Linked DNA regions of Homo sapiens: region 1 is linked to region 2. The links are chromatin loops, found by intact Hi-C in ENCODE. Cell type or tissue: K562. All regions are shown on one strand. Links, peaks and the distances in the headings refer to the core of each region. The heading gives the core; the rest is flanking DNA.

Region 1 (5,386 bases), core at 92-5,091, 1.5 Mb after region 2:
TTGGAAGAGAAGAAGGAGAACAAGAATAGGCTATGGGCCAGGGGCCAGATGTCCCTGTGCTTCCACTTTCCTGAATGGAACTTCAAGGATTCCAAGGATTTAAAATTCAAATATGCTTTCCCAGTCATTATAAAGGTATATTTGTCAAAGTAGAAGGAAACAATAGATTTTACTTAAGCTTTTATGAGTTTGGCTTATAATTTTTAAGTATTTAGAAATAATACACTACATGAACTTCCATTCATACTTTTGCCCCACAAATATTAGGGGCATCCCTGAAATGTATTTGGTAATACTGAAAAAGATAAAAGAGAGATAAAGAGAGAGGACCACAAATATACAACATTAAGAATGAGAAGTGGATGACATTACTACACATACAATAGAAATTAAAGAGGGAATACCAAGAAAAGCCTATCATTTGGAAAAAATGGACAATTTTATTTTTAAAAACTATACAAAAATTGCCTTATGTAAAAAGAAAATTTAAATAGTTCTATAACATTAAAGAAATTGAGCAAAACAATAAGTAAAAAATTATCATGAGGGAAAAATAACATCACTGAGATCAGATAATTTTACAGGTAAATTCTACCAAAACATTCAAGAAACAGATTATTCAAATTTTATACACACTCTTTGAGAAAATATAAAAGGACAAAAATTTTCATCTCATTTTGATACCAAAACTAAAAGACAGTGTAAGTAAGGAACATTGAAAGCTAATCTCAGACATGAACACTGATGCAAAATGCTGAATCAAATATTAAACAAGCTAAATCCAGAAATTAATAAAAATAATATGCCATACCAAATCTTGTGTACCCCAGAACTGCTAGAATGATTTTCACTAGAAATTCTATCAATAAAATGAATTACTTTAACAAATTTAAGGAGGAAAAAGAAGTGACCATCTCAATAGAAAGAGGAAAAGCATCAATAAATTTCAAATCTGATTCATAATAAAAACTAATAAAGGAAAGATATTTCCTTAAAGAGATGATGAGTACCTAAAAAAAAAGAAGAAGAAGAAAAGGAAACTTCAACAAAAGTTATTTAATGGTGAAACATAAAAGTATTCCGTTAAAATCAGGAACAAGTAAAGGAAGACATAAAAGGTTAATTTCTGGAAGTGGAATAACTGAGATACAGGAAATTAGTATTTTAATTTTAATAGATAATACAAAAGCACTCTTCCAAAAGGTGTTGATTTTACAATTCTAGTGCCCATTTCCCCATACCTTTACTGGCATTGAATGTTATTCATCTTTTTAATCACTGCCCATCTGTTAAGAAAACAAATTTTATTTTTGCTTTGTGAAGATTCTGTTTATGTCATTTGTAGAGTCTTACTTAATATTTTAGGTTGTTGTAGCTTACCATTGTTACTGAATATTGAGGGAGAGGAGGATGAGAAAGGTTGCCAATAGTCTTAACTGAGCTTAATGGCATCGGTAAAAAATGAAAATGATCTCTATGAAAACTTACCCAAAAGGGCATTATAAATATGTGTAGTATAACAATGTTATCTGCACCAGAAGTTGAGTCAGGAAATCTGTATCTGTGCCTCATGCCTTATTTCAGCCACCATATCCTTCCAGAGGCTTCATGGCAGGCAAGCAACACAATGAGAGAATTCTGGTGTTCTCAACCATGGCAACTCTCACAGCCATGGGTGAAGGCCTCTCCCCTGAGATCTCAGACCTGGAGATGCCTCTGTCAAGCAATGGCTCTTGGGTGAACATGTATGATACAACTTCTATTATCGCAAGTCTGGAACTGTATTCACCAACATATGCACATCCAATGCTACCAGAATCTATGAAAACTCAGTGATAAAAAAATCAGAGTCAAATTCCCCCAGGTTTTTGTTTTAACTGCTTTCTTGCAGAAAAAAAACTTCTTTTCTGGATGAATGCTGTTTCACAGAAACCCATTTCTCAGTCTACAAACATAGTTTCCGGATAATAATTTGCAATAAACCTTTTGCTCAAATCACCAAGAACAGGAGGTCTGAAATATACTTCAGAGTTGTGTGACTTTTGAAACCCACCTCAGCAGCCCTGAAGCTGTTATTTGTTGCTCTTTTTCAGATATAACCTCAGTCCTTCCTCACTGAGAATATTAGGGTTAAGATTTAAGAATACAGATAGTCTTTGAATTCAGATAGCTCTGGATTAAACACCAGTTCCTCCACTTAAAGGCTGTGTGACCTTGGGTGAGTTCCTCTAAGCCTCCATTTCCTCCTCAGTTTTTTGTTTTTGTTTAGTTGTTGTTGTTTTGAGAAGGAGTCTCACTCTATCACCCAGGCTGGAGTGCAGTGGTGCGATCTCGGCTCACTGCAACCTCCACCTCCCGGGTTCAAGCAATTGTCCTGCATCAGCCTCCCAAACAGCTGAGACTATCGGCGCCTGCCACCACACCCGGCTAATTTTTATTGTATTTTTAGTAAAGACTGGGTTTCACTATGTTGGCCAGGCTGGTCTTGAACTCCTGACCTCATGATCCGCCCCCTTCGGCCTCCCAAAGTGCTGGGATTACAGGTGTGAGCCATCGCCCCAGGCGTTCTCCTCTGTTTTATGAAGACAGTATAGCCCTGCACTGAATAATTGTGAAGATCAAATGAGACAATGTATTTAAATCATACCTTTAATAAGTGCTCAATAAATGGTAGCTATCATCACTATTATTTCTCTCAAAGAATGCTCCTTTCTAGATTCCCCAGTCCCTCTTGCTTTTCTTCAGTTCCCTCACCTCCTCAAAGAGCTATCGAGCCCAGCCTTGGATTGGCTAAGTCACTCACAAGTCCAGAGCGCAATTCACAGCTATGTCCATACTGCGCCCTCTAGTGTCACTTTAGGGACTATGTGACTCTGGAAGCGCCGTTACCTCCAGGATTACGCCAAGGGTGTAAATTTCTCTATGTCAGGTGCATGCCCTCCACTGCCAACGTCACTCCACAGCTTGATAATGGTGGTGCTCACAGAGCACTGACATTCATTTAGGTCTGGGTAAGGCTCACATTCCATAAGGTGGGATGGAAAGAATCATCAGTCCCTTCTAACAGGGAGCTTTCAAGCTCCAGAAACCAGGAGACTCATTCAACACATTCATCTCTATATGTCCACCTGGGACCATTAGGCACATAGATGTAAATTTTATCTGGAAATAGCCCTGAGTGCCCCCATGCGTGTGTACAGCCAGGGAAACACACCTACTGGGAGGTCATACTCACCACCCCACTTCTAAACCAGGCCACAGTTTAGAACCCCTTGGTTATATAATATGGATAACGGATGTCTAATAAATGCTTTTAATGGCTTGAGATTATATCTGCTCTTGAGCCTGTGTGTTCAAAGGTAGTAAAACCAAAACACTGGTGAAATGGTAGAAGAAGAATAATAAATTTGTTGACACAAAATTCCAGCACAGATTTTCAATTGCTCATCTCTGTTCAATATGACGAGAAATGAGAGCTAACACCTATTCAGCACTTGCTGTATGTTAGGTACTGTTCTAAAAGTTTTACCTGTATTAGCTCATTTAATACTCAGAACAACATTACAAGGCATTTATTTTTCCCATGTTTTAGATGACAAAACTGAGGCACAAAATGGTTAGTAAGTGGCCCAATATTGAACGTTTACCAAATGGCAGATCTAGGTGAGTAACAAATGGCGTTAAGAAAAACCACAAAATTACAACTTTAGAAAGTTTATCAGAGGGAAAGAAGGAAGGAACAAAGGAATGAAGAAAGGAATGAAGGAAGAAAAGAAGGAAGGAAGGAAAGAAGGAAGGAAGAAGAAAGAAAGAAATTAAGAAAAACTACATGTGATATATTTTAACACAAAGCAGACTCCCATCAATGTAACCAGATGATGTCAGCAGGATGGTGAAAGGACTCAACATAAAGAAAGGACTGTTGAAGCTGTTGAAACAATCCAATCAGCTACTTCTTGACATTCAGACAGTGGTCCAATCTGAGTGGAAGAACCACTATGAACTCTTGCTGTGGGTCACACTTGCTAAGACCAAGCCATACCTCCTGACATAAGACTCTAAACCATACTTTCTACTAGAAAATATAAGAAACATAGTAGCTCTCCCTAAGGGGCTATTTCACCATTCATAAAGATGATAACTTGGATAGATATCTATGTTAATCATGCTTTGAGAAGTCAATAAGATGTTACATTTGTTGAAAAGTAATTTAAACAGACTAAGACACCAACCTGAAATGTGCTCAAAAAGGTGATCATGTGCCCTTAAACAGACCTTCATCTACACTATAAGCCATGTAGGTATCCATTTTATGTGTCTCCTAATCTTCCATTATCAAATTATTTATTCTCAGCATATTATAAGCAATAGTAGCAGAGGATCATTGGCTTGGTACTAACTGTGATTTTCAACTCTTGTCCTGAACTGAATCTGCAGCAGCAGAATTTTCCTTGGCTCTTACAGGTTATAGGAAATGGTACATTCCTGGTCCTCTTTGAAGTATAGTTCCTACTAATCCTCTTCTCAGATGCAGAGATCCCCAAACAACCTCAAAACCTCCTCTAATAGGGCCCTGTGTAATCCAAGGCCACTAGCATTTGCCAGCGCACTCACACCACCTCACCATCTCTTCCCAGCAGGAGGTTTCATAGCACAGATAACCCTGACCTACTTAAAGAACTCTAAGCTCCTATAGCACAAATACATGCATAAATATATACCAGATGCACAGATCAAATTTAAGAAGAATAGATTATGGACATGGAACTGTCAACATGACCTTCACAATCACATTTTTTCATCCTTCCATGTGGTGTCCACCTGTGGTGCACTGTCAGTGGGTTTGGTTGAAGCTCAGTAGGTTCTCACTTTCAAAGTTGGCTTTGTGCCTATGGGATTTTTTTTTTTTAGCTTTGTTTTCAGCGATGCGGGTGCCCATAGAACTAAAAATTATCCAAGATAAATGGTTCACCTTTAAAATTTGTCTGTGGCTGGGCACGGTGGCTCACGCCTGTAATCCTAGCACTTTGGGAGGCCGAGGCGGGCGGATCACGAGGTCAGGAGATCGAGACCATCCTGGCTAACATGGTGAAACCCCCGTTTCTACTAAAAATACAAAAAATTAGCCGGGCGCGTTGGCGGGCGCCTGTAGTCCCAGCTACTCGGGAGGCTGAGGCGGGAGAACGGCGTGAACCCGGGAGGCGGAGCTTGCAGTGAGCCGAGATCGCACCACTGCACTCCAGTCTGGGCAACAGAGGGAGACTCCGTCTCAAAAAAAAAAAAAAAAAAAAATTGTCTGTAAAGGAAAACTGTTTTATTATCATCATTAGAAAGACTTCAGTTGTCCTTGTTCTTTTACCATTAACAACGTAATAAAAATTACATC
Region 2 (5,364 bases), core at 365-5,364:
GAGTTTTTTATTTAATATTTTCAAATCAGAGTTGAACATGGGTAGCTGAAGCCACAGAAAGCATAATCACACATAAGGGGGGATTGCTGTATATCATAGATTTTTAAAATATTAGAGAAAGATAAAACCAGAACAGTAGGCTCAAATTTAGTGATTTTCTTTTGTTTTGACTTGTGAAAATTATGTAATAAAGTTTCTTTGTTTTTGCTTTGCAGATACAGTCCACAGTTATTGCAGCAATGTTTTTAGGACAGGATTTCACAAAACATCTCTAGACTATTTTTAAAAAGTTTTGGACTTTCCTCTACCTATAATTTTTAGAGGAAGTGAAAGATGGTGGTTGTTCATTCTTTCTTTCTTATATAACATTATGAAGAAGAAGTAAGAAGAATTATGTGGAATAGTAAATCACTTTCCCCTAACTGATACTTTACCTAAATTATCTGACAATTGAAATGATTTTGCAATGAAAAGTGAATAATATGGCCGGGTATGGTGGCTCATGCCTATAATCCCAGCACTTTGGGAGGCCAAGTTGGATGAAACACCTGAGGTCAGGAGTTTGAGGCTAGCCTGGCCAACATGGCGAAACCCCATCTCTACTAAAAATACAAAACATTAGCTGAGCATGGTGGTGGATGCCTGTAAGCCCAGCCACTCAGGAGGCTGAGGCAGGAGAATTACTTGAACCCGGGAGGTGGAGGTTGCAGTCAGCCGAGATTATACCACTGCACTCCAGCCTGGGCAACACGAGTGAAACTCCATCTCAAAAAAATAAATAAAAAAAAGCGAAGTGAATAATATAATATCAGCTCTTAAGGAAATAGATTCTTTTGATCATGTGACTTCATGAAAGGAGAGGAAACATTGTAACAGATGGTATGCATACTTCTAAGGATAAGAAATTGGCAACTGCATCTTATAAAACTTGATGGGGATCAAAAATATAAACCTTCTTTTTTTTTTTTTGAGATGGAGTCTCGCTCTGTCGCCCAGGCTGGAGTGCAGTGGCGCGATCTCGGCTCATTGCAAGCTCTGCCTCCTGGTTTCACGCCATTCTCTTGCCTCAGCCTCCCTAGTATCTGGGACTACAGACACCCGCCACCACGCCTGGCTAATTTTTTGTATTTTTAGTAGAGGTGGGGTTTCACCGTGTTAGCCAGAATGGTCTGGATCTCCTGACCTCGTGATCCACCCACCTCAGCCTCCCAAAGTGCTGGGATTACAGGCGTGAGCCACCGCTCCTGGCCAAAAATGTCAATCTTAATAGTAATAAAGTTTAATCAAAGTGTGTTGTTATAGACTGCTATTTCATAAAATTAGTGGTACTTTAGTACACTTTAGTACATAGGGATAATTTCTCATCTCCTTACAGTAGGAAGTTTATAAAACAAACAGGCATACATTACATATTTGTTGATAAATTTATAGAAGATTGTATTTGTCAGTTTTCACACTCCTATAAAGAACTACCTGAGACTGGGAGATTTACAAAGAAAAGAGGTCTAACTGATTCACAGTTCACATGACTGGAGAGGCCTCAGAAAACTTACACACATGGCGGAAGGGAAAGCAAGGCACATCTTACATGGTGACAGGGTAGAGAGAGAGAGAGAAACTACCACACACTTTTAAACCACCAGATCCTGTGAGAACTCACTCACTATCAGGAGACCAGCAAGGGGGATGTCCACCCCCATGATTCAATCACCTCCCACCAGGCCTCTCCCCTGACAGGGGAGAATTACAATTGGAAATGATATTTCAGTGGAGACACAGAGCCAAAGCATATCAAAGGTGTTATTTTGTTTTTGTTTTGTTTCATTTGACATAATGTGGAGAAAACAATTTTGAAATCCTTAGGCACCAATTCTTAACAAGATACTAATTCTATCAATCCAGGGTTTTCCAAAGAGACAGAATCAATAGGATACATATATATACAGAGAGAGATATTATTAATAGATATAGGTATAGACATAGATACATGAGGGGGATTTTATTAAAGGAATTAGCTCTCGTGCAATTATGGGGATTGAGAAGTCCCATGACAAGCCCTGGGACGGAGACCCTGGGATGCTAGTAGCATGGCTCAGTCCAAGTCTGAAGGCCTCAGAACTAAGGAACCTCATGGTGAGCTCTCTGTTTAAGACTGAAAGCCTGAGAATCTGGAGATGGCAGGGGGCGTGGATATTGGTGTAAGTCCTAGAATCCCACGGCTGGTGAACCTAAAGTTTTGATGTCCAAGACAGGAGAAGAAGAGTATATCTCAGCTCTTTGAAAGAGAGACCTAATTGCCTTTTCTGGTTTTGTTCTAGCCAAGCCCCCAGCTGACTGAATAGTGTCTGCCCACATTGACAGCAGATCTTTGCCACTTAATCCACTCAGATTAACATGCTAATTTCTTCTGGAAATACCTTCTCTCTAGGAATTATCTAATCCAGTCAAGTTGACACCTAAAATTAACTATCACAAGAATATTTGCCTGTCACTACTAAATTCTATACTATACCACTACTAGTTCTACTATTAATTTTATGTCAACTTAGTGCAAAGTTAAGCTTAGATTTTAGTTGTTTGACAAATATAATTGATATACTAAAATAGCTTACAAACTTCAAGCAAGGAAAACGTGTTTAGGTCCTAATATGTCCAGTTTCAGTGTCAGACTGAACTGGGCTTAAAATCCAAATCTACCATGTCATAGTCATATGATGTTGTAGAGATACAGCTAGTTGACATTGGAATCCCACCTAGAATCTAAGGATTCCTGTTCAGGTCAGTACTTCATGAAAGGTTAAAAAATAGTACTTGCAGACTGAGAGATCTTACATTTCTACCTCAAAAGCTGGTAGTAAAAATAAATGAAAATAAATGACTCTTGTGAAATGATTTGTGTAATAATACCATTACCACAAATAGGCTGACTACAATGATTAAATTCGGCTATTATGAAATATCATATTTGCATATTCTATATCCTTCTAGATCTAAATTCTTACGAAGTCACTTCTAAAAATGTTATTTTTCAAAGTGGCCACATGGTGGCAGACTTCAACCAAACAAGGACAGTGTTTCTTAAAAACCCTTCATCATTTTATTTTAAGCGATTTGTAAAAGCCAAAAGTTTACAAAATTAAATCCAGGACAGGCACTATATTTTACACCTTTATAGTCTCAAAACGTAAACTTAGAATTTTATGTACTAAGACAGAGTTCTATTTTGACATCAATGAAGAGCTCTTTCTATGCCTCAAAGATTGCTCTATAGGGTGGAAGAGGGCACAACTTTCTTCCCACTGGATAGCCTTTCTCTTCTGAACCTCTTCTTTTTGACCAAGTGAAAAAAAGTTCTGAGTAATTGGAAAAATCTATTAAGAACATGAGTATCGTGGTCCCACTGGTAAAAGTTTGTAGCTTCTTTGTTGGCTTCACTACTTACTTTCTTGAATGACTTGGGCAATTTCTTAATGCTCCTTGCCTCTATTTTCTTTTCTGTAAGGTGCGAATAATAAAACCAGTTCCTCCAGAGGTTTCCTGTGAGAACTGAATATGCCTGCAGAGCACGTGGAACAGGACTTGCACATAAGAAACATGCAACACGCACTGTTGTTATGATTACTATCCTGTATCATTAACAAAAGAAATGTAAACAATGAAGGGTTATTAAGCTTATCCTTTATATTTGAAAACTGGGGAAAAAATAATCACAGAGTAAATCTAATTTGCAAAATTTTGGGAATAGTGCAGTATACCTGGAAACTGTAAACCAGCACATATTCCTTTCCCTTCCCAGGTGTCCTTCCATCCTTCTTTTGTTTGTTTATACACCTTCCCCAGGGAAATCCCCATGAACACACACACTCATATGCACACACTCACAGCAGCTGAAAGAAGAGTAATCTAGGTAATACTACATCTGGAAACAACAAGGAATGAACATGGCACAGTGAGAATTCTTCAAAGAGAGTTGTAGCATAGAGATAGTCATGTGTCCAGGATAAAAATAAAAAAAATGGTTGAAAAAATATCACTGTATCAAATTCTCACTATTCTCCACTTTCACACAATGCTCCCAGGGCAGAAAGAGAGATGCAGAGGAATATTTGCACATGGAACTAGTATTTAAAATTATTTTTCTCAAAATTGAATATAAGGGGTAAAAGATGATAGTTGTTGGGTTTAGAAGTTATGGAGGAAAGAGCCACAAAAAGAATGACCATTAAGGACCGGGCGCAGTGGCTCACGCCTGTAATAGCAACACTTTGGGAGGCCGAGGCGCGGGGATCACAAGGTCAGGAGATCGAGACCATCCTGGCTAACATGGTGAAACCCCATCTCTACTAAAAATACAAAAAATTAGCTGGGTGTAGTGGTGCATGCCTGTAGTCCCAGCTACTCGGTAGGCTGAGGCAGGAGAATCACTTGAACCTGGGAGACAGAGCTTGCAGTGAGCTGCGATAACGCCACTGCACTCCAGCCTGGGTGACAGAGACTCTGTCTCGAAAAAAAAAAAAAAAAGGAACGAGACTACCAGCTGAAATTACACATCTTCTTCAGCTTTTCTTATTGAACCAGACGACATGAATGAAAGTCAAGTAATTCAAATTAAAATGGTTACTCATTACTGAGAGAGTTGAACATAAATACATTTATTTCTTCCCTTCTTCATACATTTACTTATCCATTTATTCATACAAAAAACATCTGTAAGACTGTATTACATTTTAGTAACTAGGAAGTGCTGTGAATGTGTGTCTGTGTGTGTAACTTGAAAAAATGCACAAATTATGGTTTAGTGATAATAGCATTGTGTCCGGAATTTGTGGGTTCTTGGTCTAGTTGAGTTCAAGAATGAAGCCACGGACCTTCACGGTGAGTGTTACAGCTCATAAACGCAGCAGGTACCCAAAGAGTGAGCAGCAACAGGATTTACTACTAAGAGTGAAAGAACAAACTTTCCACAGCGTGGAAAGTGACTCCACCACGCAATGTGGGCTGGGGAGCTGCTTTTATTCCCCTATCTGACCACCCACCCCCGCCCCCCCCCCGCGCCCCACCCACATCCTGCTGATTGGCCCATTTTACAGAGAGCTGATTGGTCTGTTTTGACAGAGTGCTGATTGGTGCATTTACAAACTTTTAGCTAGACACAGAATGATGATTGGTGCATTTACAATCCTTTAGCTAGACACAAAAGTTCTCTAACTCCCCACCCCATTAGCTAGACATAGAGCGCTGATTGATGCACTTACAATCCTTTAGCTAGACACAGAGTGCTGATTGGTGAATTTACAATCCTTTAGCTAGACAGAAAAGTTCTCCAAGTCCCCACTAGTTTAGCTAGACACAGAGCACTGATTG

The links. Peaks named below come from ENCODE experiments on the same cell type or tissue, not always from the same donor. Only the 100,000 strongest peaks of a DNase experiment are listed, where the experiment ranks them.
Region 1: it touches region 2 in a loop (10-fold over the local background); 3 of 110 quality-filtered maps call a loop at or near these places.

The regions. Positions count from the first base shown.
Region 1 is chr4:123,770,478-123,775,863 of GRCh38, reverse strand. The region is part of intron 3 of LINC01091 (long intergenic non-protein coding RNA 1091); the gene reads right to left. Among named protein-coding and RNA genes, the nearest start is that of LINC01091, 120 kb to the right of the region's middle. In K562, for the core only: a CTCF peak has its summit at 2,844 (motif pointing left); a DNase peak (open chromatin) is centred at 2,823.
Region 2 is chr4:125,281,582-125,286,945 of GRCh38, reverse strand. No RefSeq gene overlaps it. Among named protein-coding and RNA genes, the nearest start is that of FAT4, 31 kb to the left of the region's middle. In K562, for the core only: a CTCF peak has its summit at 3,050 (motif pointing right); no DNase peak of the experiment used is centred there.